2 separate regions of the Homo sapiens genome follow, and region 1 is linked to region 2. Evidence: chromatin loops called from intact Hi-C (ENCODE). Cell type or tissue: IMR-90. All regions are shown on one strand. Links, peaks and the distances in the headings refer to the core of each region. The heading gives the core; the rest is flanking DNA. Region 1 overlaps GTF2I (general transcription factor IIi). Region 2 has its middle 22 kb from the start of GTF2I.

Region 1 (5,371 bases), core at 238-5,237, 51 kb before region 2:
AGACTCCGTCTCAAAAAAAAAAAAAAAAAAAAAAAAGTAAAGAAAAAGTACTCATTAAAACTAAAAACCATAAAATTCTATCTTCCACAAAAACAAATCAACCTTATCTACAGTGCAGGCCTACCCAACTATGGAATGATGGAACAGAAGGCCTCACCATGGACTCGAGAGCTGACATGAGGAATGTCACCACCATCCTGCTCTCCGAGGACTCCTCATCTTCAACGGGGAGGGTGGACATTGCAACTTGGGCCATGATCCCTGTGCAGGAGAAGTAAGAAGAAAGTGAGTGGTAGAAATCTGGTGTCCTGAACCCACAGCCAAAGCTGTGAGGGCCCCTCACCGGCTGCCTAATTTACAGTTTTCTTGCTCTAGAGACAAAATAAGGCTCAGAAACTAAGTATTTGACTTGCCCAAACCCTCATAAGATAAAGAATCTATCCCCTAATTTTCTATATATTGTTATTTCCAGAAAATTGGGTCAATATCACACCCCAAATAAATCCAGGTGGCACCCAGAATCAGTGAAATTTCTCCCAAGTAAGAACAAGACGAGGCAAGGCACTTTACAGCCCAGTGACGGGCAACCACAACTCAACACAGGACAGAGATGCTAAGCCCTCTTCTCCCCTGAACATCCTGACACACAAAAGAGTGGGTACAGTGGACTGAGGCTGAGTGGAGAGAAGTTTCTCTTCTTACTAAGAAAATAGATCACAGGCATCAAGTAACATGTAAGATTCTTTATAATACAGCATATTCTGGCCAGGCACGATGGCTCATGCCTATCATCCCAGCACTTTGGGAGGCTGAGGCAGGAGAATTGCTTGAACCCAGGAGGCGGAGGCTGCAGTGAGCGGAGATCGCAGCACTGCACTCCAGTCTGGGTGACAAGAGCAAAACTCCGTCTCAAAAAAACAAAACAAAATGGTTAGAAGTGTAAATTTTATGTTAAGTATATTTTACCAAAATAAAATGAAAACAACACACCATATAAAAACATACTGGCCAGGCGTGGTGGCTCATGTCTCTAATCCCAGCTCTTTGGGAGGCCGAGGCAGGTGGATCACCTGAGGTCGGGAGTTCGAGATTAGCCTGGCCAACATGGCAAAACTCTGCCTCTACTAAAAATACAAAAATGAGCCAGGCAGGGTGGTGGGCGCCTGTAATCCCGGCTACTCAAGAGTCTGAGACAGGGGAATCGCTTGAACCTGGGAGACGGAGGTTGCAGTGAGCCGAGATCACGCCACCTCACTGGAGCCTTGGTGACAGAGTGAGCCTGTCACACACACAAAAAAATTATGTATATTTTACCAAAATAAAACCAAAACAATACACCATATAAAGACATACTAAGATGGCAAAATCTAAAGCAAATTTCTAAAACTGAAACACTAAAAAGGTTTTCTGTAAATAGCATGCAAATTAGATGCCTATTAAAAATTGTCCCTTTTAATTTAGTTGAATTAATTCTACTTTTAGGGAGCTATTGAATAATTAAATAAACTTAATATGGAAAGATAACTGAAAAATTTAAAAATTAAACACTGGAAACAAGAATAGTAACTGTAAAAACAAATTAATTTACTGACAACACCCGAGTATTCCTTAACTAAAGCCCCAGGGTTCTGGAGAACGTGGACAAGCAGCTGAGGAGCTGTCAGCAGAAAACTGTTATGCCTAAAAATGTCAGTAAATCTTTTCCCTATTATTAAAGAGGATGCTCTATTTCCCTATTATTAAAGACTGTGATCTAGCTTTATCTGTTACCATGTGAATTAACTGCTAGCCCAGATTACCCATCAACAAGTAACGAAGCATACATACTTAGGAAGTTGCGCTTTATAATAAAAACCATAATCCACTGGGCGTGGTGGCTCACGCCTGTAATCCCAGCCCTTTGGAAGGCCGAGGCGGGTGGATCTCTTGAGGTCAGGAGTTCGAGATCAGCATGGCCAACATGGTGAAACCCTGTCTCTATTAAAAATTCCAAATAGCCGGGCATGGTGGCACGCACCTGTAATCCCAGCTACTTGGGAGGCTGAGGCAGGAGAATCGCTTGAGCCCAGGAGGCGGAGGTTGCAGTGAGCCAAGATTGCGCTGCTGCACTCCAGCCTGGGCGACAGAGTGAGACTCCGCCTCAAAAAAAATAAAATAAATAAATACAAACCATAATAAAAAATAATTGACACTTGGCTGGGCCCAGTGGCTCAAACCTGTAATCCCAGCACTTTGGGAGGCCGTGGCAGGTGACTCTCATGAGGCCAGGAGTTCGAGACCATCCTGGGCAATGTGGCGAAACACTGTCTCTACTAAAAATACAAAAATTAGCCAGGCATGGTGGTGTACCATCTGTAATTCCAGTCACTCAGGAGGCTGAGGCACGAGAATCAATTGAATCCAGTAGGTGGAGGTTGCAGTGAGCCAAAATCACGCCACAGCACTCCAACCCAAACAACAAAGCAAGACTCTATCTCAAAAAAAAAAAACAAAAACAAAACAAACAAAACACTTATCCCCATATATTTGAACAAACAGAAGCAAATCTGATTCCCAACACAAGGGTCCCTGACTAGAGACGGAAGTAAAGGCCGTATCAAGCAAGTGAATAGGTAAATTATAGAAATTATTTGGCCTAACAGCTTAGGTCCCATTCTTTTTCTCTTGGATAAAACTAAGTGAATTTGTCTGGTTTTCTTTCCCTCTCCCTCTCCCCCAAGTCTAAGTAAATTTCCATTAAAATGTGGCTTAGGCGAAATGGACAACAAAGGCATATATGTTTCTATAATTAGACATTCACTTAGCGTACACTTTCATTATTTCTGAAAATTCATAGTATTTCTTCATAATCTCACTTTTCCTTTAATTCCCCAGCGAAAGAAAACAGAGATGTGTTCTCATTTTACAAATGCAGTGATTTGTCAAGGTCATATTGCCACTATCACAGTCAGAACATGAAACTAGGGCAATTTTCTGCCTACTGCTGTTACCACTTTTTCTCATCTTTAATCGCCATAAATCTGCCATCAAGTCATCATGAGGCCGGAGAATAGGGTCTGGAGGCAGGGAACCTAAGGCCAATTCATGCTGACTTCCTAGAACTAAATCAAAAGGAAAACCCCAACTTTTCACACCTAAGTAACAAAAGGATGGGAGGCTACTCAGTTTGCAAACCACCACCCCCACTTTTTCTGTGTCCCAGATGGAAAATTCAAAGTATCTCTGATTGGTTGCTTTCTGCAACCAATCAGACGTTTGCACAGGAGTGTAACATTGTAACTTCACTTCAGCCTCTGATTGGTTGCTTCCTGCAACGAATCCCAGACTGACTGCGACCAAGTCTTTTTTCCTTTCCTTTTTCTTTAGTGCAGTGGCACGATCTCGGCTCACTGCAAGCTCCGCCTCCCGGGTTCACGCCATTCTCCCACCTCAGCCTCCAGAGTAGCTGGGACTACAGGCGCCCGCCACCACGCGCAGCTAATTTTTGTGTTTTTTAGTAGAGACGGGTTTTCACCATGTTAGCCAGGATGGTATCGATCTCCTGACCTCATGATCCGCCCGCCTCGGCCGGATTACCGGCGTGAGCCATCGCCCCCGGACTTTTTTTTTTCTTTTTTTAAGACGGAGTCTAGCTCTATCGCCGAGGCTGGAGTGCAGTGGCACGTTCTGGGTTCCCTGCAACCTCGGCCTTCCGGGTTCAAACGATTCTCCTGCTTCAGCCTCGCGAGTACCTGGGACTACAGGTGCCCGCCACCACGCCCAACTAATTTTTGTATTTTTAGTAGAGATGGAGTTTCGCCATGTTGGCCAGGCTGGTCTGGAACTTCTGACTTCAGGTTATCCACCTACCTTGGCCTCCCACCACGCCCGGCCTTTTGTTTTTGTTTTGAGACAGGGTCTTGCTTTGTTGCCCAGGCTGAAGTGCAATGGCGCTATCTCAGCTCACTGCAACCTCTGCCTCCCGGGTTCAAGCGATTCTCCTGCCTCAGCCTCCCGAGTAGCTGAGATTACAGGTAACTGCCACCACACCTGGCTAATTTTTTGTATTTTTAGTAGAGAGGGGGTTTCACCATATTGGTCAGGCTGGTCTGGAACTCGTGACCTCAAGTAATCCACCCATCTTGGCCTCCCAAAGTACTGGGATTACTGGAGCCCGGCAGGGCAAGTCGTCATTTGCATACAAGTGTAACTTTGTAACTTCACTTTAGTCTCTGATTGGTTGCTTTCCACAGATGCTTGCATAGGGTGTAACCTTTGTAACTTCAAGTCAGCCTCTAATTGGTTGCTTTTCACAACCAATCAGACTGCTTGCAGGCCACTACTGTATTTACAAAGGATGTACACCAGGTAACCAATGGGAAACCTCTAGAAAATTAAACCCCAGAAAGTTAAACCCCAGAAAGTAGTTAAACCCCAGAAAATTCTGTAAAGGGGCTCTTCAGCCCCCAGGCTCGGCCCGCCCCCTCTTTGTGGACTGTACCTTCCACTTTCAATAAATCTCGGCTTTTGGTGCTTCTTCCATTGGACACCCTCCACTGGTAACAATCACACTCAATGTGTGTAAGAAATGGGGGACAGACGCTACAGCAACAGCCCACGGGGCGCCCCTGGTGATGAAGGTCCTATGTCTTTATCAGAACTTTCAGGGCAGGCAGCGAGCCCTGCAGGATGGAAAGCACCCCAAGGGCGACCCACGGGCCTTCTCTGTGCTTCCTGCTCTCTGGAAATGGGTGCATCCGGGTCACACCGGAAGTTCGCTGTTCTTTGCCCATCCCAAGAGTTTCCTTCCTGGGACAGTCCTTAGTTGAAACTATTCGTGGAGGCTTCCCTGCACCCTTCACTTGGGGACGGCTCTCTTTTCTCCTCTTCCCAGAAAGAAACTGCCATCAGGAGGTGGCATTAATTAAACAATGAACACCAGAGGAGGCATCGGGCCAGGCAGGTGACGCCAGCTTAGGAAGCATCTGATGCACCGGTCCCCACAGGACCAAACGCCTAGAGAGCTGGTGTATGGGTTCAGCAGACAGCCATCTCGCTGCGTGCCCCTGGGGGCTGTACTCAGTTGCCTCGTCCATAAATGGAAATGCTCAATCCCTTTTATGAATACCCTCAACTTAAAATAAGAAGGGTTGGAAAAAGAAATGAACATTTATTGAATATATGTCATGCTTTATTGGCCATCTTGTATAATAAGCACAGCAACCCTGGGTGGGAGAGCAGGCAACATGGACTACACATGGACCCCAGGAAAAGCTCCTTGATGGAGGTGGTGCTCCAGAAGCCACCTGAGCCAGGCCCATGGAGTCTTTTCCTGGTTGACTTTACTTTCTGATGTCACCAGCAATGAACCACAAATCACAAGGATATGACC
Region 2 (5,371 bases), core at 287-5,286:
ATAATAACATAATAAAATAAAATAGAGAGACACAGCTGTGACTATTAGCCCACCAAAAAAGTACAAATCCATTGGCCCAATGAATCTTAGATCCATAGCTGGCCATCTATGAGATACGCTAAGGTGTCCTAGATTAGGACCCTCCAGAGCGGACGTGGAATGGGACGGGATAGGCACCTGCCGCACATACTGCGTGATCACCCAGACAGCAGTGGAGAGGAAAGGCAGCTTGTATTCACTCATTCATTCATTCATTCATTCATGTTTCCATCCAAAAAGCCCACTGTTTGTGAGTCTTCCTCTTATATAAGCTCACTAAGGGCGGGGACCAAGCCTCATTCATTGGCCTGGGGCATGCCTAGTGTGGAGCAAGTATTTGGTGTTTGTTGACTGAATGACTGAAGGTGAAGGGGACTTGAGTTGCCCAGGCACAGTGGCTCACACTTGTAATCTCAGCCCTTTAGGAAGCCAAGGCAGGAGGATCACTCGAGGTCAGGAATTTGACACCAGCCCAGGCGACATAGGGAGACCCCATCTCTACAAAAAAGAAAAATTTGGCCGGGCGCGGTGGCTCACGCCTGTAATCTCAGCACTTTGGGAGGCCGAGGCGGGCGGATCACGAGGTCAGGAGATTGAGACCATCCCGGCTAAAAAACGGTGAAACCCCGTCTCTACTAAAAATACAAAAAATTAGCCAGGTGTAGTGGCGGGCGCCTGTAGTCCCAGCTACTTGGGAGGCTGAGGCAGGAGAATGGCGTGAACCCGGGAGGCGGAGCTTGCAGTGAGCCGAGATCCCGCCACTGCACTCCAGCCTGGGCGACAGAGCGAGACTCCGTCTCAAAAAAAAAAAGAAAAAGAAAAATTTTAAAAATTAGCTGGTCCCGGTAGCTCATGCCTGTAATCCCCACATTTTGGGAGGCTGAGGTGGGAGGACTGCTTGAGCCCAGGAGTTTGAGATCAGCCTGGGCCACATAGGGAGACCCTCTGTCTGCAAAAAATAAATTTTTAAGTTAGCTGGGTTTGGAGACACACACCCGTGGCCCCAGCTACTCAGGAGGCTGAAGTGAGAGGATTGCTTGAGTGCAGGAGCTCGAGGCTGCTGTGAGCTATGATCACACCATCACACTCCAGCCTGGGCAACAGGCTGTCTCTAAATAAATTCCGTCAATAAATAAATAAATAAATAAATAAATAAACAAAGCGTGTAAAGGGCTGACACCATTGCTTGACAAGGATGCAAGGAATGTTTTATTGCTGTGTTTTAGGGAATGTGTTAGGTGCTTTGGGGATGCAGAGATAAAAATGGTACCATCTGTGACCTCAAGAAGTTTACGGACTTGTGGGAGGACAGCGTTGTGAACAGGTTATAATACAATCTGACTATGGCATCTGTAATAAGAGCCCAGAGGCCGGGCATGGTGGCTCCTGCCTGGAATACCAGCACTTTGAGAAGCTGAAGTGGGCAGATCACCTAAGATCAGGAGTTTGAGACCAGCCTGGCCAACATGGTGAAACTACGTCTCTACTAAAAACACAAAAATTAGCTGGGCGTGGTAGTGGGCACCTGTAGTCTCAGCTACTTGGGAGGCTGAGACAGGAGAATCGCTTGAACCTGGGAGACAGAGGTTGCACTGAGCCGAGATCACGCCACTGCACTCCAGCCTCGGAGACAGAGTGAGACTCTGTCTCAAAAAAAAAAAGAAAAAGAAATAGTTTACAGACTTGTTGGGGGACAGAGTTGTAAACAGGTCATAATATAGTCTGACTAGGGCACCTGTCATAAGATCCCAAAGGCCGGGCATGGTGACTCATCGCTGTAATGCCAACACTTTGGGAGACCAAGGTAGGCGGATCCCTTGACGTCAGGAGTTTGAGACCAGCCTGGCCAACATGGTGAAACCCCGTCTCTACTAAAACTACAACAATTAGCCGGGTGTGTTGGCACATGCCTATAGTCCCAGCTACTCAGGAGGCTGAGGCAAGAGAATCACTTGAACCCGGGAGGCGGAGGTTGCAGTGAGCCGAGATTGTGCCACTGCACTCCAGCCTGGGCTACAGAGTGAGATTCTGTCTCAAAAAAAAAAGAGCCCAGAGGAGGTGGGGAGTGGGGGCATTTGAACAATGCATAGAACTTTCCTGGTGAAGAAGGTGGAGGGTAGGGGGTAAGGAGGCAAAGAGAAGGGCTTGTGCAGAGATCTACTGTGTCAAGGTGCACAGGGTGCAGAGGGAATGGCACACAGCCAGCGCTGGCCGGGGCGCAGGGGAAGATGCAGCTCTGTCTGAAGAGTCTGTGGTCTGATCACAATGGGCCCTCTGTGCCAGTTGACTGGTTTGTGCTGAACACGTTGGCCAAGATGCCTGTCATTCCAGCCTCCGCTTCCAGGCGAAATTACACCACCCACTCAGGGAAGCTGGACTAAGCTGCTGCTGCTTTTTTTTTTTTTTAACAACTTTATTCAAGTATTTTATTTACACAGAATAAAATGCATTCGTTTTTATGTGTTTACTTAAAGGAGCCTTAGCAAATATTTTCACTCACCCGTGTCACCCCCACCATAATCAAGATACAGGGCTGGGTGCGGTGGCTCATGCCTGTAATCCCAGCACTTTGGGAGGCCGAGGCAGGCAGATCATCTGAGGTCAGGAGTTTGAGCCCAGCCTGGCCAACATGGTGAAACCCTGTCTCTACTAAAAATACAAAAATTAGCCGGGCGTGCTGGCGCATGCCGTGCCTGAAATCCCAGCTACTCCGGAGGCTGAGGCAGGAGAATGGCTTGAACCCAGGAGGTGGAGGTCGCAGTAAGCCGAGATCACAACACTGCACTCCAGCCTGGGCGACAGAGCAAGACTCCGTCAAAAAAAAATATATGCAACACTTCCATTGCTCTAGAAAGTTTCCTGTGCCCCTCTTCATTAGTTAATTTTCTTCACCACCCACCACCCCAGGCCCTGGCAATCACTGACCTGCTTGCCTGCTTACTTTCTTCTTTTTTTTCTTTTTTAGACAGGGTATTGCTCTGCAGCCCAGGCTGGAGCGTAGTGGCAAGATGTCAGCTCACTGCAACCCTGACATCCCTAGCTCAAGTGATCCTCCCACCTCAGCCTACTGAGTAGCTGGGACTATTTTTTTTTTTTTTTTTGAGATGGAGTCTCACTCTGTTGCCCAGGCTGGAGTGCAGTGGCACGATCTCGGCTCACTGCAAGCTCCGCCTCCCAGGTTCATGCCATTCTCCTGCCTCAGCCTCCCGAGTAGCTGGGACTACAGGTGCCCATCACCACACCCGGCTAATTTTTTGTATTTTTAGTAGAGACGGGGTTTCACCATGTTAGCCAGGATGGTCTCGATCTCCTGACCTCATGATCTACCCGCCTCGGCCTCCCGAAGTGCTGGGATTACAGGTGTGAGCCACCGCGCCCAGCCAATTTTTTGTATTTGAGAGTCAGGAGTTCAAGACCAGCCTGGACAACATGGTGAAACCCTGTCTCTACTAAAGATATAAAAATTAGCCAGGAGGGCTGGGCATGGTAGCTCATGCCTGTAATCCCAGCACTTTGGGAGGCCGAGGCGGGTGGATCACCTGAGGTCAGGAGTTTGCGACCAGCCTGGCCAACATGGTGAAACCCCATCTCTACTAAAAATACAAAAATTAGCTGGGTGTGGTGGCGGGTGCCTGTAATCCCAGCTACTCGGGAGGCTAAGGCAGGAGAATCGCTTGATCCTGGGAGATGGAGGCTGCAGTGAGCTGAGATCGTGCCAGTGCACTCCAGCCTGGGTGACTCTGCCAAACACACTAAAATAAAATAAAAAATTTTAAAAATATAATAATACAACTTTTTATAGGCCGGGCGTGGTGGCTCACGTCTGTAATCCCAGCACTTTGGGAGGCCGAGGCGGGCAGATCATGAGGTCGGGAGATCGAGACCATCCTGGCTAACACGGTGAAACCCCGTCTCTACTAAAAAATATAAAAAAATTAGCCGGGCATGGTGGCGGGCACCTGTAGTCCCAGCTACTTGGGAGGCTGAGGCAGGAGAATGGCGTGAACCCGGGAGGCGGAGCTTGCAGTGAGCCGAGATCATGCCACTGCACTCCAGCCTGGGCGACAGAGAGAGACTCCTTCTCAAAAAAAAAAAAAAAGAGAAAATTAAATACAAATTAAGCAGGAGAGAGGAGAGGGACTAATACTGTATATAAAATAATCCAACTTTTTTTTTTTTAATTAAAAAAAGGACACTTAGTCCAATGGCCAGTACTGGTTCCCACTGTGGCCCTGATACCAGCAGGGCAACCAGCCACGCCTTCCAGCCCAGAGCAAAGTTTTCAGAAGATAAGAACTCTGTGGTTTTCAGCAAGGAGACAATAAGAAGTTGTTCCTAATTGGCTTCCTGTCGCAGTCCTCAGGGCACCTGCTGGTTCCAGCCTGGATCCAGCCTACCTTGACCTTTGCCAGTTGGCACCGATGTGCAGATAACCAGTGAAGCCCAGGAGCAAATCCTCAAATCCAGACCTGCAGAATGGGACGAGTCTTGTGTGAAATTCTCAGGCGAGAGCTCTGAGCCCCAAGGCCTCCTTCGCACACCCCGGCCCTGGGTCTGATCTGGTTTCACGACCTGTTTCAGCTCCATGCTGTGCCGTGAGAAACCTCTCTGCAGGTCCCTACTTGAACTTGAAAGACTTTGACCCTTCCCAGTGGCCACAAGCACATCTCACTCTGCTGTCCAGGCTGGAGTGCAGTGGCGTGATCTCGGTTCACTACAACCTCTGCCTCCCAGGTTCAAGCAATTCTCCTGCCTCGGCCTCCCAAGTAGTTGGGATTATAGGCACGTACCATCACGCCCAGCTAATTTTTTTGTATTTTTAGTTGAGATGGAGTTTCACCATGTTGGCCAGGCTGGTCTTGAACTCCTGACCTCAGGTGATCCACCCGCCTCGGCCTCCCAAAGTGTTGGGATTACAGGCGTGAGCCACCGCGCCCAGCCTAATTTTTGTATTTTTTAGTTGTATTTAAAAAAATTTTTTTTGAGGTGCAATCTCGTTCTGTTGCCCAGGCCAGACTCCAGTGGCACAATCTCAGCCCACTGCAACCTCTGCCTCCCAGGTTCAAGCGATTCTCCTGCCTCAGCCTCCTCAATAGCTGGGATTACAGGCACGCGCCACTATGCCTGCCTAATTTTTGTGTTTTTAATAGAGATGGTGTTTCACCATGTTGATCAGGCTAGTCTCAAACTCCTGCCCTCGTGATCTACCTGCCTAGGCCCCCCCAAAAGTGCTGGGATTACAGGCGTGAGCCACTGCGCCTGGCCCACAAGCATGTCTTTCTCTTCTGCTCATCCAGATGAAAAAAAACTGGAGCAGCCGTTTTGCAAAACA

The links. Hi-C counts contacts between places; a loop is a spot of excess contacts. Peaks named below come from ENCODE experiments on the same cell type or tissue, not always from the same donor. Only the 100,000 strongest peaks of a DNase experiment are listed, where the experiment ranks them.
Region 1: a loop joins it to region 2, with 10 times the contacts of the local background. A loop is called at or near these places in 7 of 110 quality-filtered maps.

Annotation. Positions count from the first base shown.
Region 1 is chr7:74,684,014-74,689,384 of GRCh38, reverse strand. GTF2I (general transcription factor IIi) reads right to left here. Exons shown (of 35, transcript NM_032999.4): 2 at 158-261. The coding sequence starts at 256. GTF2I-AS1 (GTF2I antisense RNA 1) reads left to right here. Exons shown (of 4, transcript NR_110044.1): 4 at 114-448. Among named protein-coding and RNA genes, the nearest start is that of GTF2I, 29 kb to the right of the region's middle. In IMR-90, for the core only: no CTCF peak of the experiment used is centred there; no DNase peak of the experiment used is centred there.
Region 2 is chr7:74,632,804-74,638,174 of GRCh38, reverse strand. No RefSeq gene overlaps it. Among named protein-coding and RNA genes, the nearest start is that of GTF2I, 22 kb to the left of the region's middle. In IMR-90, for the core only: no CTCF peak of the experiment used is centred there; a DNase peak (open chromatin) is centred at 2,364; H3K27ac peaks cover 716 bases.